Linked DNA regions of Homo sapiens: regions 1, 3, 4 and 5 are each linked to region 2. The links are chromatin contacts, found by Hi-C or POLR2A ChIA-PET in ENCODE. All regions are on one chromosome and are shown on one strand. The core of a region is the stretch at or near the end of the contact, and the rest is flanking DNA. Distances in the headings are between cores, read along the strand shown.

The links. Hi-C counts contacts between places; a loop is a spot of excess contacts on that map. ChIA-PET counts read pairs that join two places held with the same protein, here RNA polymerase II (POLR2A). Pooled maps may share reads with other maps.
Region 1: a loop to region 2 is called in a map of natural killer cell, with 5 times the contacts of the local background. The contact joins the enhancer-like site here to the promoter of USP32 in region 2. A Hi-C loop is called at or near these places in 1 of 168 maps with a recorded cell type or tissue (natural killer cell), 1 of 37 single-sample maps with no recorded cell type and 8 of 50 pooled maps. POLR2A ChIA-PET finds 5 or more read pairs at or near these places in 1 of 52 experiments (naive thymus-derived CD4-positive, alpha-beta T cell).
Region 3: a loop to region 2 is called in a map of CD4-positive, alpha-beta T cell, with 4 times the contacts of the local background. The contact joins the promoter of DHX40 here to the promoter of USP32 in region 2. A Hi-C loop is called at or near these places in 2 of 168 maps with a recorded cell type or tissue (CD4-positive, alpha-beta T cell and naive thymus-derived CD4-positive, alpha-beta T cell) and 10 of 50 pooled maps.
Region 4: a loop to region 2 is called in a pooled map, with 5 times the contacts of the local background. The contact joins the enhancer-like site here to the promoter of USP32 in region 2. A Hi-C loop is called at or near these places in 3 of 37 single-sample maps with no recorded cell type and 5 of 50 pooled maps. POLR2A ChIA-PET finds 5 or more read pairs at or near these places in 2 of 52 experiments (Caco-2 and activated CD4-positive, alpha-beta memory T cell).
Region 5: a loop to region 2 is called in a map with no recorded cell type, with 9 times the contacts of the local background. The contact joins the enhancer-like site here to the promoter of USP32 in region 2. A Hi-C loop is called at or near these places in 5 of 37 single-sample maps with no recorded cell type and 8 of 50 pooled maps. POLR2A ChIA-PET finds 5 or more read pairs at or near these places in 3 of 52 experiments (Caco-2, GM10248 and activated CD4-positive, alpha-beta memory T cell).

What each region holds. Positions count from the first base shown.
Region 1 is chr17:59,785,090-59,788,844 of GRCh38, forward strand. All of the region lies in intron 7 of VMP1 (vacuole membrane protein 1), which reads left to right. Among named protein-coding and RNA genes, the nearest start is that of MIR21, 54 kb to the right of the region's middle. RefSeq lists an enhancer at 1,352-1,831. Within about 2 kb of position 1,527, at least 30 of the 41 ENCODE cell types and tissues checked have a DNase peak (open chromatin) inside an H3K27ac peak, as active enhancers do; they include natural killer cell, where a contact is called at or near this core.
Region 2 is chr17:60,389,609-60,393,479 of GRCh38, forward strand. USP32 (ubiquitin specific peptidase 32) reads right to left here and starts at 2,525. Exons shown (of 34, transcript NM_032582.4): 1 at 2,274-2,525. The coding sequence starts at 2,331. RefSeq lists an enhancer at 2,240-3,081 and silencers at 2,256-2,315, 2,346-2,565, 2,676-2,995.
Region 3 is chr17:59,563,132-59,567,096 of GRCh38, forward strand. It overlaps DHX40 (DEAH-box helicase 40), which reads left to right and starts at 2,479. Exons shown (of 18, transcript NM_024612.5): 1 at 2,479-2,652; 2 at 3,496-3,663. The coding sequence starts at 2,541. RefSeq lists enhancers at 2,160-2,702, 2,318-2,577 and a silencer at 2,988-3,117.
Region 4 is chr17:59,843,454-59,847,190 of GRCh38, forward strand. No RefSeq gene overlaps it. Among named protein-coding and RNA genes, the nearest start is that of MIR21, 4.1 kb to the left of the region's middle. RefSeq lists an enhancer at 3,086-3,737. Within about 2 kb of position 2,283, at least 36 of the 41 ENCODE cell types and tissues checked have a DNase peak (open chromatin) inside an H3K27ac peak, as active enhancers do.
Region 5 is chr17:59,827,117-59,830,678 of GRCh38, forward strand. The region is part of intron 10 of VMP1 (vacuole membrane protein 1); the gene reads left to right. Among named protein-coding and RNA genes, the nearest start is that of MIR21, 12 kb to the right of the region's middle. RefSeq lists an enhancer at 2,663-2,852. Within about 2 kb of position 2,040, at least 23 of the 41 ENCODE cell types and tissues checked have a DNase peak (open chromatin) inside an H3K27ac peak, as active enhancers do.

The DNA.
Region 1 (3,755 bases), core at 277-2,776, 610 kb before region 2:
AGCCAGTATTACTGAAATAATGGAGGAGTCCGGGAGTGGTTGTGGTATTTTTGTATTTAAAGCTTACACAATAGAGTAGAAACGTTGTGGTACATATTTACTTACAAGAATATGTTTTGAATAAGTTTACTTTCCTAAATGTCATCTGTTTTAATGACCTGCTACTTGGATTCTTTCTCACAGTGTTAGGTTGCTGACTATGTGAAATTTCCTACTTCTTATTATTGCTATCAGAATAGGAAATTTAAAATTAAATCAGAAATGTAAAAGTCTTAAAACTTCACCTTTTCAAAGAATATCGGGGCCTGGCATGATGACTCATGCCTGTAATCCCAGCACTTTGGGAGGCCAAGGCAGGTGGATCATTTGAGGTCAGGGGCTAAAGACCAGCCTGACCAACATGGTGAAACCTTGTAAAAATACAAAATTTTTTGTACTAAAAATACAAAAATTAGCTGGGCATGATGGCAGGCATGTGTAATCCCAGCTACTTGGGAGGCTGAGGAACGAGAATCGCTTGAACCCGAGAGGCAGAGGTTGCAGTGAGCTGAGATCACACCACTGCACTCCAGCCTAGGTGACAGAGTGAGATTCCATCTCAAAAAAAAAAAAAAAAAAGATAAAAAAGAATATCAGTTTTTTTCCTCTATTTTCATATCAATTAGCTTGTCTTTCTGTTGAGTATCGTTCATGAGTCTGCCGACCATTTTAGGTTGAATATTTCCTCAAAGGCTATTTTATAGTTTCTGAATTTAATCTTTTTTTAAGGGAACATTTTTAGGTTCTATTTAGGACTATAGTAATTAATGTAATTAATAATCAATAATTGCTACCTACTCTGTATGTTGAAGCTAAATCCCCAAATTAAGTTTTAATACTAGTATCTTTTACCTTACTAATTTCTATTAAATTTAAGGCTGAAAAAAATCTTATTTTTTAGCTTAATAGGATCTTTGTCCTATTCAGAAGTTTTGAGTTATTTACATTATTTTACTAGTGAAAATATAAAACCAAAAAACAGTTTATTAGTTGTAATGGTAGTTCTCATTCTTATGGCCAATGCCTTTTTTTTAATGCAGTAAAACAAAATAGACATTTATCTAGCGAACATCCCTTTTCAAACTATAGGGTCAAAGTGAAGGATTCTTTTGATAATGATAGAATATGTGTTTGATCATTTGAGTTTAAAGACTATGGGAAAGGAATTGATAAGATTATTTAAATACTCACGAAAGTGCTTTGGCATTCCACTAATGCTATTCTCTTTTAAGCACATTTTCCTATGAAGTGTGTGCGGTTGCAGTTGCCTACACCATGTCAATGCCTGCTGGTTTTTCCTGCTGTGAAGTTTTTCCTTTACATACACAGATTCATGAAAGAGTTTATGGTGTAGATGATCTGAAACTAAACAGGACACATTTTCATACACTTTAGTACCATTTGAAGACTCTGGGTGTCAGTTGTTGCTGGGACCTGTTTTTGACTCTGATGAACCTTTACTGGTTGTGGTTTGTCTGGCCATCACATGACTTCTCTGAAAATTCCCCCTCCCCTTCATTTCCAGTAAACTGTTTGAGCAGGAGTGAGTCACAGTGAAACCAGCTTCCCTGTAACCACAGGGCTTGTTAAAGAATTTGTCAGCGTGGACTCTAGAGGGTTTGCATTAAGCTTTGCAGTAACTGTTATGGTTTGTGTTGCGTCAGGAGTTCCACAGAAAAGCTTCCTGCTTGCAGGATCTCTTGCTTGTTTGCAAAGAGTTAAACTGATCAACTTTACCATAGTGAACATGAGAGACACATGTTAAACACACTTCTTTATCATTAAAGGCGTTGTCAAAACTACCAAGAATTAGTGTAGTTTCTCTTTTCATAATCAACCAACCACACCCAATAATGTTTAGTTTTTGAAAAGGCGGGCCTGGTAGATAGTCTTTCACAGTTGGCTCATGATTTTATCACAAAGTACCATCAAAATTAAGCAATTTTAAGTGGTCTTGATGGATTCTGTTACAGGATATTTTGACTATTCGCACAGTTAGGTGTCGGTACCAAAGGTCACTTACTTGCACTTTGTTCATCAAGAAAAGGTAGCACTTAGAGTAATTCTGGAGTTGTGATGTCTAAGCACACTTAGCATGATTTATAGTGGAATTCTTCGTGCCCCCTTTTACTTGCTTTCTCTAGAAGCATTTACTTTATTTTGAACTCTTTTGCCACCTCACTCGCAGACTTTAATCTTTCTCCCTTTTAATTTCTTCTATTTCTTTAACTCATTCCCATATTATCAACAAGGAAAGATAGTTGCAATGTGATGCAAGCTGTTAAATGAATGGCCAGTGGGAAACTTGTCTTCTCAACATACATTCCCAAGTGCATTTCTTTTTACATGCGCATTTCTGTATTTAGCCTTGTCACCTTTAGCTAGACTTACTTATCTAAAAAATAAATTTAGGCTGGGCACAATGGCTCACGACTGTAATCCCAGCATTTTGGGAGGCTGAGGCGGGTGGATCACCTGAGGTCAGGAGTTTGAGACCAGCTTGGCCAACATGGTGAAACCCCATCTCTACTAAAAATACAAAAATTAGTGGGGCATGGTGGCAGGTGCCTGTAATCCTGCTACTCAGGAGGCTGAGGCAAGAGAATTGCTTGAACCAGGGAGGCAGAGGATGCAGTGAGCCGAGATCGTGCCACTACACTCCAGCCTGGGTGACAGAGTGAACTTTGTCTCAAAAATAATTAATTAATTAGTTAATTAATTAATTTAGTGAAAACTTTTAAACTCGACCTCCTAAAAATTTCTTTTATTCGGCTTACACTTTTGTAACAAAATAAGAAAAACATTCTAAAAAATGTGGAAGCTAGTTATTCCTCACAGGAAAAAATATACAATAATGAAGTTTGAAATTGTTTATGTTTTAGCCATGCTGTCAGTCATCAAACTAAATTTAAAAAAATTATTTGTTTTGATGACAAAGCAATTATCATTGAAACAAGATGATTTTCAAATGAAAATACGAGGTTAATGCAGTCCAGTCATTAGCAGGGAAAAAAAGAATAAATATTTAAGGTTTTTCTTGTTAGGTTGCTTTGCACATTGGAGTAGAAAATAGTTTTGGGCTTGGCGCGTTGGCTCAGGCCTGTAATCCCAGCACTTTGGGAGGCTGAGGGGGACGGATCACAAAGTCAGGAGCTCTAGACCAGCCTGGCCAAGATGGTGAAACACCGTCTCTACTAAAAATACAAAAATTACTCAGGCATGTTGGAGAGCTCCGGTAGTCCCAGCTACTCAGGAGGCTGAGGCAGGAGAATCGCTTGAACCCGGGAGGCGTACATTTTAGTGAGCCGAGATCCCACCACTGCACTCCAGCCTGGGTGATGGAGAGAGACTCAGTCTCCAAAAAAAAAAGAAGAAAAAAGAAAATAGTTTTGTGGCTGGGCATGGTGGCTCACGCCTGTAATCCCAGCACTTTGGGAGGCCGAGGTGAGCGGATCACCTGAGGTCGGAAGTTCCAGACCAGCCTGGCCAATAATGGCGAAACCCCGTCTCTACTAAAACTACAAAAAAATTAGCTGGGTGTGCTGGCGGGTGCTTCTAGTCCCAGCTGCTTGGGAGGCTGAGGTAGGAGAACTGCTTGAACCCAGAGGCAGAAGTTGCAGTGAGCTGAGATCACACCACTGCACTCCAGCCTGGGCAACAGAGCTAGACTCCATCTAAAAAAAAAAAAAAAGAAAGAAAGAAAATAATTTTGTGTT
Region 2 (3,871 bases), core at 1,275-3,774:
CTAAATGGACCATGCTTAAAGAAGGGGGCTTCTGGTTTACATTTAGAAATACAATTTTATCAACTTGCTGCTCTCTTTTGCTTTAATTTTCCTCTAAAGCAAACTGGTAAAACATAAATTCATGCCGGCCGGGCGCGGTGGCTCATGCCTGTAATCCCAGCACTTTGGGAGGCCGAGGCGGGCAGATCACAAGGTCAGGAGATCCAGACCATCCCGGCTAACACGGTGAAACCCCGTCTCTACTAAAAATACAAAAAAATTAGCCGGGCGTGGTGGCGGGCACCTATAGTCCCAGCTGCTGGGGAGGCTGAGGCAGGAGAATGGCGTGAACCCGGGAGGCGGGGCTTGCAGTGAGCCGAGATCGCGCCACTGCACTCCAGCCTGGGCAACAGAGCAAGACTCGTCTCAAAAAAAAAACATAAATTCATTCCAATAGTTACAAATAAGCTCTTAACAAAGATTTTGCTATCTCTTCAAATACATGTGTTTTAAAATTCAACAGGCAGACACTGTATAAGAAATTAAACAAAAACCTTCCAGTCAGATCAGTTTAAAATGCAATTAACTTCATTTGTATTTACAAACGTACCATCTTAGTTTGATAGGAGATTAAGCAGGCTAGAGCTGAATACAAGTTTAATTTTGGAATTTCTCAATGCCAGGTACATCACTAGTATTCACACCCTCAAACTTAAGAAACACTTCTGAACCTTGAAGCTGTAAATCAGTTTGACTAATGTCCTCTTTCATGCCATGTAAGCCATTGCCTAATTGAGGCCAGACCTGTCAGGCTCAACAGCATCCCGGAAATGACTAGCCTACTAGGGCTGGAAACACATCAAGAATTTGGAATATTTCTCATATTGGGGCAGACAAAAAAAGTTCAAATGAGATTGTCCATAAAAACAATTATTATACTGTTCCACAAGGGAAAAAGAAAGAAAGACATAAAAGGCATATCTGTGTTATTCTGGTAAATCCACCACCACCAATACATCTCAATTCTGTATCTTACTGTCAGGTGATGGTCAACTGAACTTACCCACTTACCCCTCTTCTTCCTATATACGAACAAGAGTTCACTTCTCAAGCCTCATTTTGAATACCCGTCTTTTAATCTAATTACCATTTTATATCCTTAGCTACTAAAACCACCTGGAGCATGGCTGATTTCTTGACTTGGAAACCTGTTAACAATAATGCCTAGCTCCTAATCTTCTTAATGTTTTTTCACTTCTTACCAAGAATATCCATTAAATGTCTAAAAGAAATACAAGCATACACAGATCTACACACACTGAAATCCCAGTCATGAAAAATTAAGACATTCCGGCCATAAACTGTGCAACAAGACACTTCCAGTTAGTGTGTGCTTTAGTGATCATGGACAGCGGTATCAGAGTGAGTGGTAGGGGGTTGGGGCTGCCAACAATATACTGTGCCTCAGAGCCAATAAGCAGCAGGCCGGGACTGGCAGCCAGGCCAGTCTCTAAAGGGAGATTTAACACAATATCTGAATGCTGGACTTCCCAATGCCATTTCATGGAGAGGGATGGAGCGAGAACTGGGCATCAAGTGCAGTCAAAGGCTTTGGTCAACGTCGGAGGAGATGAAACCTAAGACAAGGTCTGGTGCCAACGCCAGCTGTCCAGTCTCATCTCACCTCAAACACAACTTCATTTCAGATCGTTCTTATCAAAGTCAGCCGCTCAAACGGTGAAGGGTGGCAGAAGCGGATGGCCACAGCCCTCAAGAGACAGGCATAGGCTCTGGGAAAAGGCAGGGACTCCCCAGATACGAAGGGGCTTCCAGTAGCAGAGAGGAGCGCTTTGCAGCCGCCTCCTCGTCCCCTTCCAGCTAAGGCTGTTAGGAACGAGGTTAGGATGTTATTTGAGGTTTTTATGAAGGAATGATAGGAGAAAATGGCAATGAAGGATGAGGGGGGCTGGATGGGCTGGAGCCGCCCAAGAAAACGGGGAGAGGACTTCCCTGGACACATCCAGGATCACAACGCCACCAGCGAGCACGGGCACTGCCCTGCCAGCGCCGATCCCCCTCTCTCAGGACAAGCCCCTTTCCAAACGGCCCTAATTCCCAAACGCTGCTTCCCACCCGACCTCTCTCCTCCACCACACTCCCCAAGGCCGGCCGCCTTTCCCTTCCGCCTCAGGCGCCCCACGCCCTCAATCTCCCCTCTCCCTCCCGGTTACCCACCCTCCAGGCTGCCCGTCGCGGGCCTCCCAGGCAGCTCGCCCAGACCCCTCCCCCCTCACCTCTCCTCAGCGCCTCCTCGTAGCTGAGGAATCCGATCCGTGACTCCTTGGCACCCATGCTCCCCTCATCCCCTCGGCGGGGGGTCGGAGCCTGATCTCGCCCCCACCCCCCTCCCGCCTTCTCCTCGGCGTCCCTGGGTGACGGTGACGGTGTCGGCGTCCCCCGCCCCCACCTCCCCCCACACTAACAAGTGCGGCTTCTGCCCCGGCGGCTCCTCCCGGTCGCCGCCACCGCCTCCATGCCGGATCACGTGACTCTTCCGCCCCGCCCCCTTCCCCTGCCTCCTACTCCGCCCTTCTCTCTCCTCTCTCTCCTCCCTCTCCTTCCCTCCTCACGCCCTCTTGCCACTTCCGCCCCCTCCCGCCAGCTCCGCCGAGGGTCACGGGACCCGAGGCCAGACACTGTTCCCGGTAACGGCCGCCCAGGGCCGCACGCTCCGCCCCTCCCCAAGCTAACCGCGCGCAGGAGCGCCGGGGAGGGGGACGCATCTCCGCACGTAACGCATCGTCCCATCTTCCCGCCAATCGCAGCCGCGCGCCCCGCCCGGGCGCCTCCGCTGGCGACGGGGGGTGGTGACTTCCGGGGCGCTTGAGGACGACCCCCCCCGCCCCCGCGCCCACATGTTCTGGCGTTCGGCGGGTGGGGTCCGAGCAGCTGACGGTTAGTGTGGCAGTTGCCGGGACCTAACATGGAAGACCGCAGAATCTTAGGGAATGGGGTTCTGAGGGATGCGGCATATGGCTCAGAAGAGAAAGGAGTGGGTAGGCAGGGAGCTCCCAACCTTAGGGACGTCTTTGACTGGGAGGGCGTTGTGAAAGGAAAGGAGAATCTCAAGGCTTTCCTGTGACAAAAGAATGCTCACACCTAGCGGGAGATCCCTGAGGAAAGTGGACCTTGTTAACGAAGTGGATCTGCCTTTTCGGGTCATCTCGCCTGCCCGGCCCACCTTCTCCTCCTGACCATGCCTCTTGTACACATTCTCTGGAAAGCGCTGTGCAAAAGGCTTATCCTCTCTCCCAGAGTTTCTCCCCGAGAAACATGAGGGCTACAAGGCTTAGCGTGGAGTCGTTTTAATCTGTGGTAAAATATACGTAACAAAATGTACCATTTTCACAATTTCTAAGTGAGTTCAGTGGCGTTAAGAACATTGATATTGTTTTGCATCCATTGCCACGTCCCATTTCCCACCGTTTTTCATCTTGCAAAAGGGAAACTCTGTGCCTATTAAACGGTAACTCCCCAATCCCCCTCCCACTGGTCCGTGGCAACCGCTGTCCTACTATCAATTTCACTACTCTTAAGTATTTCCTCTGAGTGGAACTCTGCAGACTTTCTCTTTTGTGACTGGCTTATTTCACTTGGCATCGTGCCTTCCAGGTTCATGGTGTGGCAGCATGTGACTGACTCTCCCACTCCACCTCTCCATTTCCCAAAGAATGAAAAGCAGGGATGTGAACAGGTATTTGTGCCCCCGTGTTTATAGCAGCATTATTCACGAGAGCCAAAAGGTGAACACAACCTATAGGAAACCATAAATGGAGAAACCAAATGGGGTGTATATGTACAGTGGAATTATTATTTAGTTCCTTGATTTTCA
Region 3 (3,965 bases), core at 1,229-3,728, 830 kb before region 2:
CAGTTGAAACCTGAACAAGGTGGGGTTAGGAGCACGAGCCTTTTGCACTGTAAAAATCTGCATATAACTCTTTTCTTTTTTTTTCTTGGAGACAGAGTCTCGCTGTCACCCAGGCTGGAGTGCAGTGGCGCGATCTTGGCTCACCCCAACTTCCGCCTCCCAGGTTCAAGTGGTTCTTCTGCCTCAGCCTCCCGAATAGCTAGGACTACAGGCACGCACCACCACACCCAGCTAATTTTTTTGTATTTTTAGGAGAGATGGGGTTTTGCCATGTTGCCCAGGCTGGTCTTGAACTCCTGAACTCAGGCAATCTGCCCACCTTGGCCTCCCAAAGTGCTAGGATTACAGGTGTGAGCCACTGCATTGGGCCAAAATCTGTATTACTTGACTCCCCAGAGCTTAACTGTTAATACCAACTATTGCCTGGAAGCCTTACCAATAACATAAACAGTTAATTAATACGTATTTTGTATATGTATTATATACTGTATTCTTAAAGCAAGCTAGAGAAAATAAAACATTAAGAAAATCATAAGAGAAAATATATTTACTATTCATTAAGTTTAAGTGGATCATCATAAAGGTTTCCATCCTGTTCAGTAGGCTGAAGAGAAGGAGGAGGAAGACAAAGGGTTGATCTTGCTATCTCCAGCTTAGCAGGTGCAGAAGAAAAAATCTGCCTACAAGTGGACCTGCGAAGTTCAAACCAGTATTGTTCAAGGGTCAACTGTATCAGAAAGATTTGACTACTATGAGCTAAGTGGTAATCATCATTGGTCTGAAATGATGATTTTTAGAAAGTGACTTTATTATATCACTGATAGAGATGCCCTATACTGAAATACTGAGATTACCAATACCTTGCCTGTACCACAAATGTATTTTTGCCATTTTGCTTTCTGTTTCTATAATATTTTGAATTCCTAACATGATCCAGAAGGCTGGGAGATGCTCCTAATGAAAGAGAGAAACCTGGAATGTTCTCCTATTTACCAGATTGCTTCCTCTCATACCCAGGTTTTGAGATATAAAGTTGTTACAAAGTTCCAACTTATTTGGTATCATTCAAAATCTGATGAGCTTGCATTTTAAGAAGTGTTGATCAGTTCCATTTAAAAGCAGTTGGTATGAGTTCACTTTATTTTTTGAGGTGGAATCTCGCTCTGTTGCCCAGGCTGGAGTGCAGTGGCATGATCTTGGCTCACTGCAACCCCTGCCTCCTAGGTTCAAGCGATTCTCCTGCCTCAGCCTCCCGAGTAGCTGGGATTATAGGCGCGTGCTACCACACCCGGCTAATTTTTTTTATTTTTTTATTTTTAATAGAGACGGGGTTTCACCATATTGGCCAGGCCGGTCTCGAACTCCTGATCTCAAGTGATTCATCTGTCCTGGCCCCCCAAGGTGCTGGCATTACAGGCATGAGCCACCATGCATGGCCATGACTTCACTTCAAATGAGCACAGAAAAATCTGGGGGCCCAACAACCTTATGGTACATCTTTTGAAGCCTGGTCAGACAAGAGGGTCTTTAGGTGATGGTGAAGTGACAGTTTTGAGTTGTCTTCTTTGGTAGTAAGTGTTGGCTAATTCTAACAGCAGGAACAATTGAGGAGTCCAACAAACAATCTTGTTCACATTGCAATGATTTTGTTACAGTTGACACTAATTTAAAAATTGGCAGGCTCTAGACCAGAAAGACCTGCCCCCAAAGTACCTTTTCTGAAAAAGTTGCCCTGCCTCAGATGCTGTGTATCTGTTGAACTTTTCAGCTACTGTGGTTTCCAAGGAATGCACCTCTATCAAAAATGAGCTTAATTCCTAAGGAAGTCAATTATTATTCCTCCATTCCAGCAAAGTCAACAAATATTGACAGCCCACCTTGAATCACTGTGCTGGGCCCTGGATGTAGCAGTGTTTTAATATTTCGACTCTTGTGGGGGGGGGCTTTACAATCTAGCTGGGCAGAAGAGGAAACATGCAAATAAATTAAAATGCAGGGTCCTATGAGGGAAATGAACAGCCTTGGTGACCTAAGTTTTGATAATAACATAACTAAAAGTTCGGCTCCACAACTCAGTAGCTGTGTGCCTTGGACAGGTCATATCAGATTAGGAAAGGTGAGAATGAGTTGAGGAACGCAGCACTCTGGGATCATGGTTCCAGCTCCGGGCAGAGGGTTACATCGTGTCAAGTGTGTGAAGGCAGAATAGCCTGCAGAGACCACTGTGGCGTTGAAAAGAGGTGTCGTCGCGACCTTCGGCGCCGGAGAGGCGAAACAAGAGGGGGTCTTCGGGCCCTCAGGTATGGCTCAGCCGCCCAAGGCGAAGCGCACGTGGCAGTTGGCGGGAAATCCCTGGGGGGTGGAGCCTCGGCTCGAGGTCCGGCCGCCCCGTACCACGTCATCGAGCAGCTCCCCCTCCCCTTGCTACAAGTCGCACGCGCGGAAGTAAACACCTCTACGTCATCAGGGCGCGTCCTCGTCTTTCCCCTCCCATCTCCTCAGATCGGTGGACGTGCTCGCCTCCACTCGGGGCCAGGTCTATGTCCCGGTTTCCCGCAGTCGCGGGCAGGGCGCCAAGGCGGCAGGAGGAGGGTGAGCGGTCAAGAGACCTCCAGGAAGAGCGGCTCTCGGCTGTTTGCATCGCCGATAGAGGTGCGGTCCGCGGGACGGTACGGAAGCCAGCGGGAGTTACGGCGTGGGGGTTTTGGTGGGGGGATGAAAGTACGCCTTTGGCAGGCTGAGAAGAGTAGTGAGGAAGCCGTGGCGTTCTCCTGGCTTTCCAAGCCCGAGGCGAACTTTGCGTCCAATGAGCACTTTGCCTTAGAGGGGGGCGGTCCCAGATTCAAGTTAGGCGAAAACCTTACTGGGGGGCGAAAAAGTGAACCCCAACGCCCGAAATGCATTCTGTTCTTAAACAGGCTCATAGACCCTTTGTTCTCTACCCATTCATCCCCCCCACCCTTCGTCGGGCCGCCAGCCTGCCTTTGGGTACAGTATGAAGGGAGCCAGTTTCCAGGAGCCAGTTTCCATGGTTACCCACCACTTGGCCTTCTGGGATATCAGTCGCTCTGAACAGGGACCTAACTTGAACCATGAATCAGAAGCAAACACAGGTGGCTTCTAATCCAGCTGAGAATTTTCTGCTGTGTTCCAGTTTTTGGTCTATTGTTAAATAAAATTGAGTTTTGTGCTTCTGTGTAAGTATGCATGTGTATACGTTGCCTTGAGCTATACTTGCTTTGAAAAGTACTTTGAGTTATGCGTGAACAAATGCTCAAGTTGCTGGATTTCACCAAAAAGTTGTTCTGGGCTCATTAACCCTCACTTACAAATTGCGCTCATTAACGCTCACTTACATGAGCGATTTAACTGAGAAGTCATGGATGATCCCGTCCAGCCCTAAAATTCTATTGCCTTTCTGGTTTTAGTCATGAGAAATTGAGTCAGAGATATCTTTACAAGTCTTTTAATTGACTTGTTTTTCTGTTATTACAGAAGAGAAAGGATGCACGTCCCAGGAGGGAGGAACTACTCCAACTTTTCCTATTCAGAAACAAAGAAAAAAGATTATTCAAGCTGTGAGGGACAATTCATTCCTTATTGTTACTGGAAATACAGGAAGTGGTAAAACAACTCAACTCCCAAAATATCTATATGAAGCAGGTGATTTTTTTCTGTTGTAATAATTGGAAATATTTTAAAAATATCCTCTTTTTAAAGGCCAGTAGGACTTCTGTACTCCATGATTGCCCAGTATTTGCTTTATAGTCCCGCTTCTCTTGGCACACCCCCTTCCCCTATGTCTCCTTTGCTTCTTTATGGTCTATTTCAGGTTCAAGAATTAGTTGGGATGGCAAATTTTCCCATTTTTAATTACCATAATAATCTCAAATAGAATTACATCTAGATATTCCATTTTATAGAATAAAGTTGTCTAGCAGTAGACTATTAACCATTGGATACTG
Region 4 (3,737 bases), core at 1,033-3,532, 550 kb before region 2:
TTACTTTAAAACCCATTTTCCCCCATGTGTAATAGTCTATGTTAATGACGGTTCGGGTTTCTTCTACATTGTTTGTGACCTGAGAAAGTTTAAAAGAGCCTCAGTTTCTTTCATCTATAAAAATAAAAGAGATAGAAGGACAGTTTACCTAAGGAATAAATCTGGTAACATGTAAAGTACTGAAATAGGCTGGGTGCAGTGGCTCATGCTTATAATCCTAATACTTTGGGAGGCCAAGGCAGGAGGATCCCTTTTAGGCCAAGAGTTCAATAAATAGGGCCGGGCATGGTGGCTCACGCCTGTAATCCCAGCACTTTGGGAGGCCAAGGTGGGCAGATCACCTGAGTTCGAGACCAGCCTAACCAACATGGCGAAATCACATCTCTACTAAAAATACAAAAATGTAGCAGGCACGGTGGCACATGCCTGTAATCCCAGCTACTCGGGAGGCTGAGGCAGGAATCGCTTGAACCCAGGAGGCAGAGGTTGCAGTGAGCCGAGATCTTGCCATTGCACTCCAGCCTGGGCAACAAGAGTGAAACTCCGTCTCAAAACAAACAAACAAAAAAGAGTTCAGTAAAAGTACAGCAATAAAAGTTATCCACCTCCACCACCCCAGCTTTTTTTTTTTTTTTTTTTTTTTTTTGAGAGTGAGGTTTTACTGTGTCACCCAGGCTGGAGTGTGGTGGCACAGTCATGGCTCTTTACAGCCTTGACCTCCCAGGCTCAAGAAATTCTCCTACCTCAGCCTCCCTGGCAAGGACCAGCATGAACCACCATACCTGGGTAATTTTTTAATTTTTTGTAAAGACAGGGTCTCAATATTTTGCCCAGGCCAGTCTTGAATTCCCAGGCTCGAGCGATCCTGCCGTGGCCTCCCAAAGTGCTGGGATGACAGGTGTGAGCCACCATGCTGGGCATTCCCAATGAAAGACTGAGGCCAGGCACAGTGGCTCACGCCTGTCATCCCAGCCTTTTGGGAGGCCAAGACAGGATCACTTGAGGTCAGGAGTTCAAGACCAGCCTGGCCAGCATGGTGAAACCCTATCTCTACTAAAAATACAAAAATTAGCCAGGCGTGGTGGCGTATGCCTGTAATCTCAGCTACTCGGGAAACAGGCAGGAGAGTCACTTGAACCCGGAAGGCAGACGTTGCAGTGACCTGAGATCGTGCCACTGCACTCCAGCCTGGGCAACAGAGCAAGACACCATCTCGCAAAAAAAAAAAAAAAAAAAAAAAAAAAGTGAGCATCTGATACACATGCAAGAATTTCACAACATTGCATTCACTCCTCCAGAAACAAAGATATATTTTAAAATGCTTTCTTAGCATATGTGCTCTGGTTTTCTAGCAGATACTCTGTCAAACTTTTGATAAGTGAAAAATTTACCGAAGAATTTAAAACCAAAAACAGTTTTTTAACTTTCCCACCTGAAAATATTGACCATTTTCTAATTTATTTTCATTATAAAGAATATTGGTTATCATGGTTGCTCATGCCTGTAATTCTAGCACTTTGGTAGGCCAAGGCAGGCAAATCACTCCTGAGCCCAGGAGTTCGAGACCAGCCTGGACAACATAATGAGACCTCCCTACAAAATATTTAAAAGTTAGCCAAGTGTGACAGTATGTGCCTATAGTCCCAGGCTGAGGTGGATCACCTCATTAGTGAGCCGTGATTGTGTCACTGCACTCCAGCCTGAGTGACACAGACCCTGCCTCAAAAAATATATATATAAATACTAAAACATCTGGAAGGAAAGAGGAGAAAAGGGAGTATCAGCTTTTAATACTTGTTACAAGGTCAGTCTAGAAAATACAGTGAGATTTGCTGGGTAAATAGGTTTTGAACCATGAAAAAATTGATGGCATGCAAGATCTTCCTCAATAGACCTAAGAGTCTCATTTCTATTAAAAAATACAAACAACTGCTTCATTTTATTCATAAATAATTTTTTGAGGTGCTACAAAAAATTAAAACTAAGCAGGAGTTTAAAGTTTTTGAAAAGCCAAGTAACATTTTATCTCTAACATTTATTGAATCCTCTCCAGTATTTACACAACGTAAATGAGATACTACACACAAAACCCTTGTGTCTGAAGGTAAATTTATTTATTCTCAAAGACAACAAGAAGAGAAAGCACATCATGTATTTTAAACTTTAGAAGCAACTGAGTCATTAGTGTCTGGTGGACAGGAGCTAGGGATCCTATCCCTTCCCAACAAGGCCAAGAGTTCACCTGAGGTAATGCATTTGCCTTGGGGGCGAGGCCTTGAATTGCAGCAAATAACCTGTGTGTATTTGCATATTTAACCAGTACTCTTAAGAAGGATTATACAAAAACCTGTTCCAGACAGCTGCTTACTCATTGCCTTTAAAATTGCGTGGTGCTGGGATTGGCAGGTGCCAACTGTTTGCTCATTCTCTTTGACCCACTAGCCTTGCAGTTTGCTGTGTGGGTGTTGATACTCCTAAATTAAAGCAGGGAAGGGGTGGTTTTAGATGGCTTTTAACACCTGCTCTCCACCCAAGCACCCTGGATTCATTTGATATCTGGATTCTAATTCTGTAGTCAGGAGACTGGCCCAAACTGTGGCCCAGAGAGAAGTGAGTCAGTTGCAAGTGGCTAGCTGACTCTATGGGAACAGAAATAAAATGCAGCTTAGAGAGTTTGTCAGCCAAATCCACAAATGTGTGGCTTTTTGAAACATTGGACATCTGTTCCTCTTAATTTAAAATAAACTTTTTTTTTTTTTTTTTTTAAGCACAAAGTTGCTTGGCTCCTTGTTTCTTTGTGTCAGCAGCAGTTGCTGCTCTAATTTAGGAACCCTAGGATCTGATTTAGGACATTTGGAATCTTTAAGGCACATTCGATCTAGAAAGTGGAACTGAATTGCTTTGGGAAGGCAAGAGGATGATTTTACAGTATAGGGTTTGTGTGGAAATCCCCTTCAGCAGTAATCAACCCAGGTGTCCAACCTGTTTGTTAACCATTTCCAAATGACTCAGAGGACCTAGAGGGAGGGCTTGAACACACTCCAGCACTGTTTCTACAATTTAGCCTTTATTTGCATTGGAAACCACATTCCTGAATTCTTGAGGGGGCAGGCTCTGGCTTATTCTGGGCAACTGACTTCAAGTGGGACCCCTGAGCTACCTATGTAAGCAAAGAGTCAGCCATCTCTGGAGAGTTACCAGGGAGGAGGATCTTTCTGTGAACTTGCTTTGATGACCTCCACCCAAAGCCCTTTGAGGAACAGTTTTGTTTATTCAAGGAGCCCTTGGCAGGTCACTCCTCCCCTACCACAAATCTAATCCAAATGCGACATTTTCCTTTGAGGCCATCTATCCCTTTTGGGGGACAAAACACATCAGCTTTTCCCTTCAGACCACTTTTGACTGAAGCAGTGATCAACATTGCTTAATTGTGTTCCAGTCTGTTTCCAGCGGGGAAAAAATGCTTTAGGGGAGTGAGGCAGTTAGGGATTTGAAAACAGGGATGGTGCCGCCTGAAGGTGGGGAATGACTTAGATCACTGTCTTCCTTTGGCTCCTCACCATGTTGTGTGGAGGAAACGAAAAGCAGCTCAAGTTCACTCCTCTTGGCAGTAGTGCAGAAGCCTGGCTTGCCACGGCCCTGGAGAACCATGTTTTTCCCAACTTTTTTTTTTTTCTTTTGAGACGGAGTTTCACTCTTGTTGCCGAGGCTGGAGTGCAGTGGCGCAATCTCGGCTC
Region 5 (3,562 bases), core at 790-3,289, 560 kb before region 2:
CTTTTTTTTAAGTGAGATTGAATTTCAATCAATACTGTCACTTTTTTTTTCTTTTTTGAGACAGGGTCTCGCTGTGTTGCCCAGGCTGATCTTGAACTCCTGTGCTCAAGTGATCCTCCTGCCTCAGCCTCCCCAAATGCTGGGATTACAGGCATGAGCCACTGTGTCCTGCCAATACTATCACTTTTTTGGTTTTTTTGTTTGTCTGTTTGTTTTTTGAGACCAAGTCTTGCTCTGTCGCCCAGCCTGGAGTGCAGTGGCGTGATCTCAGCTCACTGCAACCTCTGCCTCCTGGGTTCAAGCAATTCTTCTGCCTCAGCCTCCCAAGCAGCTAAGACTACAGGCATGCACCACCACCCCCAGCTAATTTTTGTATTTTTACTAGAGTCGGGGTTTCACCATATTGGCCAGGCTGGTCTCAAACTCCTGACCTCAGGAGGCCTCGGCCTCCCAAAGTGCTGGGATTACAGGCATGAGCCGCTGTGCTGGCCTGATTTTTAAGTTTTAGAACTCAGTGAGTCTTCAAACCAGTGCAGATCTGTCACTATAAAAAGCTGCCACCAGGCCCACTCACACCTGTAATCTTAGAACTTTGGGAGGCTGAGGCGGGATTGCTTGAGCCCAGAAGTTTGAGACCAGCCTGGACAACATGGTGAGACCCCATCTCTTGAAAAAAATTTAAAAATTAGCTACTGTGGCCCCAGCTACTCGGAAGGTTGAGGCAGGAAGATTGCTTGAGCCCGGGAGGTCAAGGCTGCAGTGAGTCGTGTTTGTGCCATTGCACTCTTGAGTGGGCAACAGAGCAAGATCCTGTTCCCAAAAAAAAGCTGCCACTGGGGCCAGGTGCAGTGCCACTCGCCTGTAGTTCCAGCTACTTGGGAGGCTGAGGCAAGAGACACAACCTCTTTAAAAAAAAAAAAAAAAGCTGCCACCAGTCTGTCATTTTCTATAAATGCAATCAGTTGATTTTTAACAGAGTTTTGTTTTGGCAACCAATCAGTTTTACCTAGTCCTTATAGACCACTCCTTTAGCTCTGGCCACATTCATCAGCACAAATGCCTGCTTTTCTCCTGCTGCTCAAGTCTGCCTTCTGAAATGAGGTTTTGTTCTCTAGAGCTTCTCTTTAATGTTAGCTTATTTCAAAGAGTAGCTGCTAATGATAAGGAAGTCTAACCTCCAATCTGATTCTTACAGAAAATAATGCTAAATCTCCAAAAGCTAGGGCAATTGCAGATTATTTTGTGATAAAATATGCTGTAAGGCAGTAGAAACAATGTACCTGATAAAATACACCTGGAGAAAGCATGGTCTTCCTTCTACACAGCCAGAAAGAAACCCATGGTGTCATGTGTTCATAATACCACTCTGCGTACAATGGACTAACTTAAGTACAAAAGAAGTTTTAATCATTTGAAAGGGCACAGATGTGAATGAAATTCAAGATGTTTTAATCCCAGATCCTGGGGTCAAATCACAACGAATTTTAGAAGGTGCCAGGGACTGTCAGTCCAAACTTGTATATATGAGAAAGCCCTAGATTTTCTAGTATAGTGTGTGATTTTCATCCTGAATTTATTTTATGTTGGGGTGCCATTCCAAGATCCTGGATGTAAAGAAACATGATTAGGGGGCTACCACATTTCAGATCCAAAGCAAGTAGAATACATCAGTTACCAGTTTTTTCTTATAGTATCAGCTTCAAAGATTCATATACTGAGCCAGGCACAGAGGCTTATGCCTGTAATCCCAGCATTTTGGGAGGTCAAGGCAGGCGGATCACTTAAGGTCAGGAGTTTGAGACCAGCCTGACCAACATGGTGAAACCCTGTCTCTACTAAAAATACAAAAACTAGCAGGGTGTAGTGGTGCCTACCTGTAATCCCAGCTACTCAGGGGGTTGAGGCAGGAGAATCGCTTGAAGCCGGGAGGTGAAGGTTGCAGTGAGCCGAGATTGCGCCACTGCACTCCATCGTGGGTGATAGAGCCAGACTCCGTCTCCAAAAACAAAACAAAACAAAACAAAAAGATTCATGTGTTCTATTCAGTTAAATGGTAAAGATAATAACACTTTCATTCCAGTCACACAGGATAACTAGATCCTTTTTTACTAGGTTAAATATGTGTTTATTTTCAGTTAGCACCTGTTCATTTACTTATTCTGGATTAATAAAGGGCTGAAAGGCTGTAGATATTAATGAGTCAGCATGATGGCCTTTGGCTTCTTCAGAAAGATTGCATGATAAACTCCCCCACCCTTTTCCGAGCAGTCTACCTTACTAGGAAAGGCAGTTTCATGTGGAGGGCAATCTGTCATTTTTGAATAAGGGCAAGAGTCTGAGGTCCATTCTGAGTCACTATGAATAGAGCTCTAGTATTGGTTGGTCCCCAGGGAAACTGGTGGTTAAATACTGTGAGAATCTTTATCAGACAGGAAATGACAACTCATTAAAATACTAGCCGTTAAGCCTGTTTAGATCACTGCCTAGGGGGTAGGAAGGAAAATTTAACTCTATAATGTTTGACTAAAATGTGCACATTTCTGAAGATGGAGAATTATTTACAAGACTGTTACCGAGAAAGGGAATTGCTAGGCTGTCTTGTTGCTGATCTTCTCCCACACCCTCTTTTCCTCTTTTGTACATATAACAGATCAGCTTGTAATGGGAGTAGGATAGGGAAGGGCTTTAATTTCATTCCTGAAAGTGTATCCTACTATTGCCTTAAATGTAAAATTCAGTCTCTTCAGCAGAAGAGGCGGTTGTTGGCTTCAGTTAGAACAGGATCATTTTCTATATAGGAGTCTACTCCTGTGCTCCTGGGCCAAATCTCAATTGATAGAACTCTCTGGGGTCAGAGGATAAATTTGATGTATTGATTTACATACAGTGGTCCTCATTCAATCAAGAAAATTCTAAAGATCCTGATATTCATTTAGAACATAATTAAATTTTATAACTCTGGGCACAGGTTTTCAGTCTCCTGAAGTTGGGCTATCCAGATTTGGTGGGGGCGGGGACAGGGGCTAGCTCTGTTGCCCAGGCTGGAGCAACATCTGCCTCCCAGGCCCAAGTGATCCTCCCACCTCCTGTCGCATGCCAGCATGCTCAGCCAATTTTTAAATTTTTTGTAGAGAGGAGGTCTCACTATATTGCCCAGGCTGGTCTTGAACTCATAGGCTCAAGTGATCCTCCCACCTTGGCCTCCCAAAGTGCTGGGATTACAGTGAGCCACCAAGCTGAGCACTCTTTTCTTTTTATAAGTACCCTGACCTGAATCTTCTCCTGAAAAATTTTTTTTTTCATTTATAAGCTTTCAGGGATCTGACTTATGACACCCTGAGATTCTTTAGACTTTGTGATTAATCATCAGAGGGAATACTAACCCAGCACAAACAATGAAATAAAGGTAAAAAACTGTTGTGCCCAGACTTTTTTCTAAGACAAAAGGCTTATTACTCTTTGTAAAGAGGCTATCGCCTCCTTACTAGAATTTATGTCAGAATGTTTTTCAGGAGGGTAAATATAACCTATATGCTCACATTAATGCTGAGATCCTCAAAAA